Linked DNA regions of Homo sapiens: region 2 is linked to region 1. Evidence: read pairs that join two places in POLR2A ChIA-PET (ENCODE). Cell type or tissue: MCF 10A. All regions are shown on one strand.

The links. ChIA-PET counts read pairs that join two places held together with the same protein. Peaks named below come from ENCODE experiments on the same cell type or tissue, not always from the same donor. Only the 100,000 strongest peaks of a DNase experiment are listed, where the experiment ranks them.
Region 2: POLR2A ChIA-PET joins it to region 1 with 5 read pairs; 6 of 35 experiments call an interaction of 5 or more read pairs at or near these places.

The regions. Positions count from the first base shown.
Region 1 is chr11:117,271,341-117,275,340 of GRCh38, forward strand. All of the region lies in intron 6 of RNF214 (ring finger protein 214), which reads left to right. Among named protein-coding and RNA genes, the nearest start is that of RNF214, 41 kb to the left of the region's middle. In MCF 10A, no CTCF peak of the experiment used is centred here; a DNase peak (open chromatin) is centred at 2,471.
Region 2 is chr11:117,215,483-117,219,482 of GRCh38, forward strand. It overlaps PCSK7 (proprotein convertase subtilisin/kexin type 7), which reads right to left. Exons shown (of 17, transcript NM_004716.4): 11 at 3,575-3,682; 12 at 2,984-3,086. Among named protein-coding and RNA genes, the nearest start is that of PCSK7, 15 kb to the right of the region's middle. RefSeq lists enhancers at 2,026-3,225, 3,680-4,000. In MCF 10A, no CTCF peak of the experiment used is centred here; no DNase peak of the experiment used is centred here.

The sequences.
Region 1 (4,000 bases):
ATTTAGCAACAATGCCAGCTCTGTTTGCATTTGCCGTCCCTGTGCTGCAGACTGGAAACTGCCTCCAGGCAGTGAGCTGGAGCAATTGTAGGGCTGCTTTCATGTGTATTCCTTTCTCAATGATCATAGTCCTGTGCTGCCTATTGTCCAGTGTTTGAAAACATTGTTTCATATGTTTTGTCCAGTTGTTTAGTTCTTTAGGGCCACAGGATAAATCTGTCCCTGGTACTCCATTTCAGGCAGAAGCAGAGTCCTAAATTATCTTCTGGACAGGTTAAATTTGAAGTATTTGCAGGATATCCATGCTAGTATGTGTAGTAAACATTAGTGGAAAAGGAGCTAGAAATGAAGCTAATGGCCTGGATAGTGTACTAGGAGTTGATCAGTTCTCATTAATTCCTTGTGAAGGGTTGGAATGGTGATTAGAAAGGAGGTCGTGGTCACAAAATGACAGAACAAAGTTTGAGGTGTTTTTTTGTTGTTGTTGTATTTTGTTTTGAGACAGGGTCTCGCTGCATCATACAGGCTGTAGTGTGATGATAGCTCACTGTAGCCTCTACCTCCTGGGCTTAAGCAGTCCTCCCACCTCAGCCTCCCAAGTAGCTAGGACTGCAGGAGCACACCACCGTGCCCAGTTAATCTTTTTATTTTTCTTAGAGGCGAGGGTCTTGCCATGTTGCCCAGGCTAGTCTTGAACTCCTGGGCTCAAGTGATCCTCCTACTTTGGCCTTCCAAAGTGCTGGTAGCCAGGCATGGTGGTATATGCCTGTAGCTACTTGGGAGGCTGAGGCAGGAGAATCACTAGAGCCCATGAGTTTGAGGTTCCAGTGAGCTTACGATTGTGCCACTGTACTCCAGCCTGGGTAACACAGTGAAACCCTGTCTCTAAAAACAACCACCAACCACCACCTTGAGCCACCTTGCCTGGACCAAAGTTTGAGGTTTTCAGTGTAGACTTTCCGTGTGTTAATATGGTTTAAGGGGTGGCTTTGCTGCCAGAAAACCAAACACCGCATGTTCTTACTCATAAGTGGGAGTTGAACAGTGAGAACACATGGCCACAGAAAGGGGAACAACACACACCAGGGTCAGTTGGGGGGGTAGGGAGGAAGAGGAGGGAGAGCATTAGGACAAATAGCTAATGTATGCGGGGCTTAAAACCTAGATGACGGGTTGATAGGTGGAGCAAACCACCATGGCACATGTATACCTATGTAACAAACCTACATATTCTGCACTAGTATTCCGGAACTTAAAGTAAAATTAAAATTTTTTTTTTTTTTTTAAAAAGAAAGAAATGGCTTTCCTGGTAGGCAATTGTCAAGGAATGAAGTTTAGGAGGAGGAAGAACTCCAAGGTCTTAGTCTCATATGGATCATGAATATGGATATTGAGTTCACAAAGGTTGTTGTAAAGGGTAGAAAATAAGGAATATGACTAGATGCTAAAAATTATCCATGTGGGTAGAGATGAGATGGGAGTATAGTAGATTAGAGGTGCTGAAACATTTTAGTCTAAGGACCCTTTTAAACTCTTAGTAATTAACAAGGACCCCAAAGAGGTTTTGTTTATATGGATTTTATCTATCAGTATATACTGAACCAGAAATTAAAACTGAGAAAAAATTTAATATTTATGCATTAATTTATTTTAAAATAATAAACCTATGTGTTAAATAGCATATTTTCTATGAAAAATATTTTTCAGATAAAGATCAGTTTAGTTAGAATAATAATATTGTTTACATTTTGTAAATCTCTTTCATGGAAGAAGCTTACTTATCTGCTATATTTAATTGATTGCAATATATTGTTTTGGTTGAAATATATAAAGAAAATCTGATGATATGCAGATAAGTAGTTGGAAAGCAAAGAGTATTTTAATAGCTTTTAAAGATAATTGTGGATATTCATCTTTGATACTATGCCAAAACTTGGTGTGTTGGTGTCTTAAAGTTAAGTTGCATTGTGGGATCTGAAACCACATCAATAAACATTTTGCTTTTATTTTCAAATTTGTTTTATTATTATTATTATTATTTTAGTTTTATTCCTGGCAAGCTGTGAAGTTTTTTATACTAGTACATTAAAATCTATTTGTTTACCTTGAATTTTGAATGGATATTTTGTATGTTGTATGGGGAAGAGAAACCTTTTCTCTACCTTCTTATGTTCAGAGATTAGGGCCCGAAAATTAAACTGACAAAATGTTATACAACCAACAAGTTTATATGACCACTGTGCAGTAGTAGATCAGTTACATTGAAACAGCAGGGTTTGCAGCAGAGAAAGAGTTTAATGATTGCAGAGCATTGAGTGAGGACATGGGAGGAGACCCTCAAATCCATTTCCCCTGAGGAGTTATGGGCTGGTATTTTAAGTTTTAAGGGGATTGTGGAAGGTAAGGGGCGGGAAAATTGAGGTCGTTGATTGGTTGGGATACGGGGGATGAAATCATCAAGATGTGGAAACTGCATTCTTTGGTGAGTCAGCTCCTCTGGGATCCTTCAGACCAACTGGCGTCAGTGGGGTCCTTCAGACAGGCTGATGTCAATAATTTCACTGCTATGCAGGATCTGAAAGAATATCTTAAAGGGAAAACTTAATGTTTTATAATGTTCATGTTGTCTATAGAACACTTAAGGGGAACTTTAATCTCGTAGCAGGGTCTATGTGATTCTGAGGCAGCAGGCGCAAAACACTGGTGAAGTAGCTAGTCAGAGAGCAAGCTGACCTCATGATAAACACTGCATGTGCTGCAAGCCTCGTTTATTTTCGTTTCTCCCCCCTCTTCTTCCCCGATGAATTTCATACAGTTTATAGGGACAGTTTCAAAATAACAGATTAACAGGAGGGAAAAACAGTTTATTTACATGTGCAATGTGCATACACATGGAAGAACTCAGTGGTGGGTAACTCAAAGGAGTAGTTAGTTAGAATTTGGGGCCAATATGCTATCTTACTAGATGAAGGGGAGAGAGGAGAAAGCCCCTAGTACTGGGAAAACAAATGACTTCTTTTTTTTTTTTTTTTTTTTTTTGAGATGGAGACTTGCTCTTGTTGCCCAGGCTGGAGTGCAATGGCACAATCTTGGCTCACTGTAACCTCCGCCTCCTGGGTTCAAGAAGTTCTCCTGCCTCAGCCTCCTGAGTAGCTGGGATTACAGGTGCCCACTACCACACTCGGCTAATTTTTTTTTTGTATTTTTAGTAGAGACGAGGTTTCACCCTGTTGGGCCAGGCTAGTCTCGAACTCCTGACCTTAGGTTATCTGCCCACCTTGGCCTCCCAAAGTTCTGGGATTACAGGCGTGAGCGACCGTGCCCAGCCATGGCTCTTTTTTTTTTTTTTTTGAGACAGAGTTTTACTCTTGTTGCCCAGGCCAGAGTGCAATGGCACAATCTCAGCTCACTGCAACCTCCGCTTCCCGGGTTCAAGCAGTTCTTCTGCCTTAGCCTCCCAAGTAGAACACAGATGGGCGCCATGATGTCTGGCTAATTTTTGTAAATTTTTTTTTTTTGTAGAGACGGGGTTTTGCCATGTTGGCCAGGCTGGTCTTGAACTCCTGACCTCAAGTGATCCACCCACCTCAGCCTCCAGAAACAACTGAGATTACAGGTGTGAGCCACTGCACCTGGCCTAGTGGCACATTTTTCAAGATAGGCCATATGATAGGCTACAAAACAAGTCTTAATATTTTTTAAAATAGAAATAATATTAAGTGTTTTCTCAGACCCTAGCAGTATAAAACTAGAAATCAGTTTGAAGAGGAACTCTCAAACCTATAGAAATTAGAAATTAAACAACCTGTCCTGAATGATCTTTGAGTTAACAATGAAATCAAGATAGAAATTAAAATTTTTTAAAAATGATTGATAACGGTGACAGAAGTTATCAAAATCTCAGATACAGCAAAAGCAATACTAAGAGGGAAGTTTATAGTGCCAAATGCCTTCATCAAAAAGACAGGTCACAAATTGACAGTCTAATAATATCACACCT
Region 2 (4,000 bases), 56 kb before region 1:
CTCCGCCTCCCTGGTTCACGCCATTCTCCTGCCTCAGCCTCCCGAGTAGCTGGGACTACAGGCACCCACCACCACGCCTGGCTAATTTTTTTGTATTTGTAGTAGAGATGGGGTTTCACCGTGTTAGCCAGGATGGTCTCGATCTCCTGACCTTGTGATCCACCCGCCTCAGCCTCCCAAAGTGCTGGGATTACAGGCGTGAGCCACCGTGCCCAGCCAATTTTTGTATCGTTTTTTTTTTTTTTTTTAGTAGAGTCGAGGTTTCACTCTGTTGGCCAGGCTGGTCTTGAACTCCTGACCTCAAGTGATCCGCCCCTGCCCTTGGCCTCCCAAAGTGCTGGGATTATAGGCTAGGTATGAGCTACCACGCCTAGCCTATTATTATTTTTGAGACAAGGTCTCGCTCTGTCACCCAGGATGGAGAGTGCAGTAGTGCAACCATGGCTTACTGCAGCCTTGGCATCCTGGGCTCAAGGAATCCTCCTGTCTCAGCCTCCCAGGAGGCATGCACCACCACACCTGGCTAATTTTATTTTTTGTAGAAATAGGGTCTCACTATGTTGTTCAGGCTGGTCTTGAACTCATGAGCGTAAACAATGCTCCTGCCTCAGCTTCCCAAAGGGATTACAGGTGTGAGCCACCATGCCCGGCCAACTGGTCATGTTTTAAATGTTCAATAGACTCAGATGACTAGTGACCACTGAACTGAGCAGCATGGACATGGAACAGTTCCATCATTGCAGAAAATTCTTTGGGACAATGCTACTCTAGAGTCTTAGAGGTATTTAGCCTCCTCTTCTATCTCAGGGATGTTCAGCTCCCTCTGCTTTATAAAAAGTTCACTTTCCAGCCCCCAGACACTGAATCAACCAGGTCCTGGTGGAAAACAACCATAACTTGGCTGTAGAAGGGGTTTCTTGACTTCCTGGGACTGAGCTGCTCAACTCTCAATTTTTTTTTTTTTTTTTTTTTTTGAGATGGAGTTTCCCTCTTCTTGCCCAGGCTGGAGTGCAATGGTGCGATCTCAGCTCACTGCAACCTCTGCCTCCCGGGTTCTCCTGCCTCAGCCTCCCAAGTAGCTGGGACTACAGGCATGAGCCACCACACCCAGCTAATTTTGTATTTTTAGTGGAGATGGGGTATCACCATGTTGGTCAGGTTGGTCTCAAACTCCTGACCTCAGGTTATCTGCCTCCCAAAGTTCCCAAAGTGCTGGGATTACAGGCATGAGCCAGGGCACCTGGCTCAACTCTCATTTTAACTGGACTTATTTCTTTCAACCTCCAAGCAAGCCCACAAACTTATTTGTTCTGTTTTTGTCTGCTCAGAGGAAAATGTGGTCATGTTGGAGGAGAAGGCAACTTCACTGGCTCTGAAAAGCCAATGAAAATAGTACTTTGCAAAAAGTTGTGAATAACTCTGCATGTCAAAATTACTCAAGGCAAAAAAACAAAAACAAAAATGAAACAAAACAAAAAATCCCCCAAGGAGCTGGGGGTAGGGAAAACTCTGGTAAAACTTTTGCTTGCTGCCCTTCCAACAGGTAAAGGGCTCCATTAGCCAAACTCCCTAAATCTTTCCCTCCCTTCTCTTAATCCTGCTTTCTCCACTAGGCCACCTCCCACTCTTCTCCACCCAGGCAATCTGTCCTTCTTTCTCTTACTTTTTAGTGACAAGCAAGCAGTTGCCAGATGCCTCAATGCCTAGGGTAGACATTCCGTGGCAACGTCCCCTGGTCAGCAGGAAGCAGAGGATGACGAAGCTGGGAAGACCATATTACTCTTTTAAGTCACTGCCCTCATTTGACAGATGCAACAGGAAATAGCCCTGGATAGAAGGTAAAGTTGAAGGCACACTATCTCTAAGACACGCAAGTGCAAAGCCAGGGGCTTCCAAATGAACTGCATTCCTGGAAATGTTTCTGAACTTCTCTGACTTGGCTGACGCTTTATGCCCTTTCCAAGATAACATTCCTTTTATGGGAAATGCAGTGACTGGCCCAGGGGTTTCATTCCACATTGAGGGAAATTGGGCAAGTGCTGGATGTGGTTAGGAGGAGAAAACTCAATTCTTCTCTGTGAAACCTTCACCTGAGGGAAGCCACCCCTCATCCTCCCTTCTGAGTAACCTTCTCTGGCCATTCCTTCTCCTGCCATGGCTCTCAATTGATCACTTTCTAGGAGGACAGAAAAAGTGAAGACAGTTTTGGTTTGGGCACTAAGCATAGCATACTTCCTTTGCAAAAAGTAGTAAATGACTCCAGGAAAAAGAATCCCCCAAGGAGCTGGGGGTAGGGAAAACGCTGGTAAATGTGCAGACAGGGCATCCTCTGCACAAGCATCCTGATCCAGCTGCACTCTCCTCTAGGGAGGGCGTCCGCCTCTTCGCTCAACATAAAACCAGGTCGCTGGCTTAGAGGATACAACCCCTTCAGACAATCCTGGTTCATGCTGGCCACCATGGAGGCGGAGGCAGAGGATGGGTCACTAAAGCCTAGGAGACTTCTACAAACCCTCTGTCCATCCCCAGCAGACCACATCTGACTCTCTCTATTAGGTAAGCCAGAGAATCAAAGGAAGAAATGCCTAACTCCTTTACTTCATCCAGACACCCGAGGACTGACCAGAGTTCTCTGGCAAGATCTTAGCATGGAAGTCACAGGAGCTTCTCTGAGCTCTCACCCCGGTCTCGCCTGACCTCCCCAAGCCCCAGTCCCATGCCTCCCACCCGCCCTCCTCCTCAGTTGCTCTGCTGCTCCTTTTCACTACTAGGAACCCAGGAGAAAGGTCTTGTTTAAGCAGCTGGGGGAGCCAACTCAGAAGCAGTAACATGTCCTAAAATGGTCAAAGAAAACTCCACAGGTTTGGCTGGAGCTCAGCTCCGAAAGGGGGTAGAATCTGGCAGGGAGGACGAGTTTAACTTCCTTGTCACCCGGCCCCAAACCTCAGGCCTAAGATTAACCCCCTTTGTGCTGATTACTTACCATTCCACAGGACCTCCAGGGAACGGGGGGACTGCGGAATCGCCTTGTTTTCTTTTAACACGGGACTGACGTAGGATGCTAAGTAAGGGACAGATGTCCAGATCTATGAAAGGAAAGGAGGGGATGGCAAATCAACAAACAAGAATGATCACACCCACATTCTCACAAACACACACGCCCTTGTCAATACGATCTTGAAGGTTTAGCTGTCTTTATTTTTCCACTCCTCATCATCTTCCTTCAGCCCTCAGCTCCTGCTTGCTCGCTGGAATGCTCCGTACAGCCCCCAGCTAAGGAACCAGAGGAAACAGCTGTGTCCAGGGTGGAGGAGGGGAACCAGAGCATCCTGAGTCCCACACATACTCAGGTCCCATTTACTCTATTAGTAGTTTGGAAACTTCAGTGATAGCATTGAGCCTGCTTTCTCATTTGTAAAATGGATATCAGCTGGGATGAAGGTTGAAGTTGTTAAATCAATGAACTGAATGAACATTTACTAGGCACCTATGATATCCCAGGCAGTTTGGGGCATTCAGCTCCGACCCTTGGTCACTCCACACAGGGCACCCTGCCCTGCCAACACCTGTTCACCTTGGCTGCATTCACGAGCCTCCAGGCGTTGAGGAGGCCGAAACCGTGCTGGTGGCTATGGCTGAAGCCTGCCTCGTTGGTGACCCACTCTGCACGGCGATCCTCATACTGAAAGGACAGAGGTCCTGGTTAGTCTCTTGCATTGCCAGTGTAGTCTCAACAATCTGACTCTGGTTTCCCTGCTTGCCCTGCTGGCTGATCCAGTCCACGCTCTCCCACTATGGCTACTGGGAATGGATTCCCCAAGGCAAGCTGGGACAAAAGGTCAAAGCCCATGATGTCACCACCCCACTGGCTTGCTTCTAGAGAAGGGGCCAGGAGGCACAGCCAGAGCTCCCCTTTGCAGATAAAATGAGTTTAGGCCTGTGGTCTTTGTGGGGTCCCCACACCTGTTCTTTACATATGCAACTCTGAAAGGGACTCTGA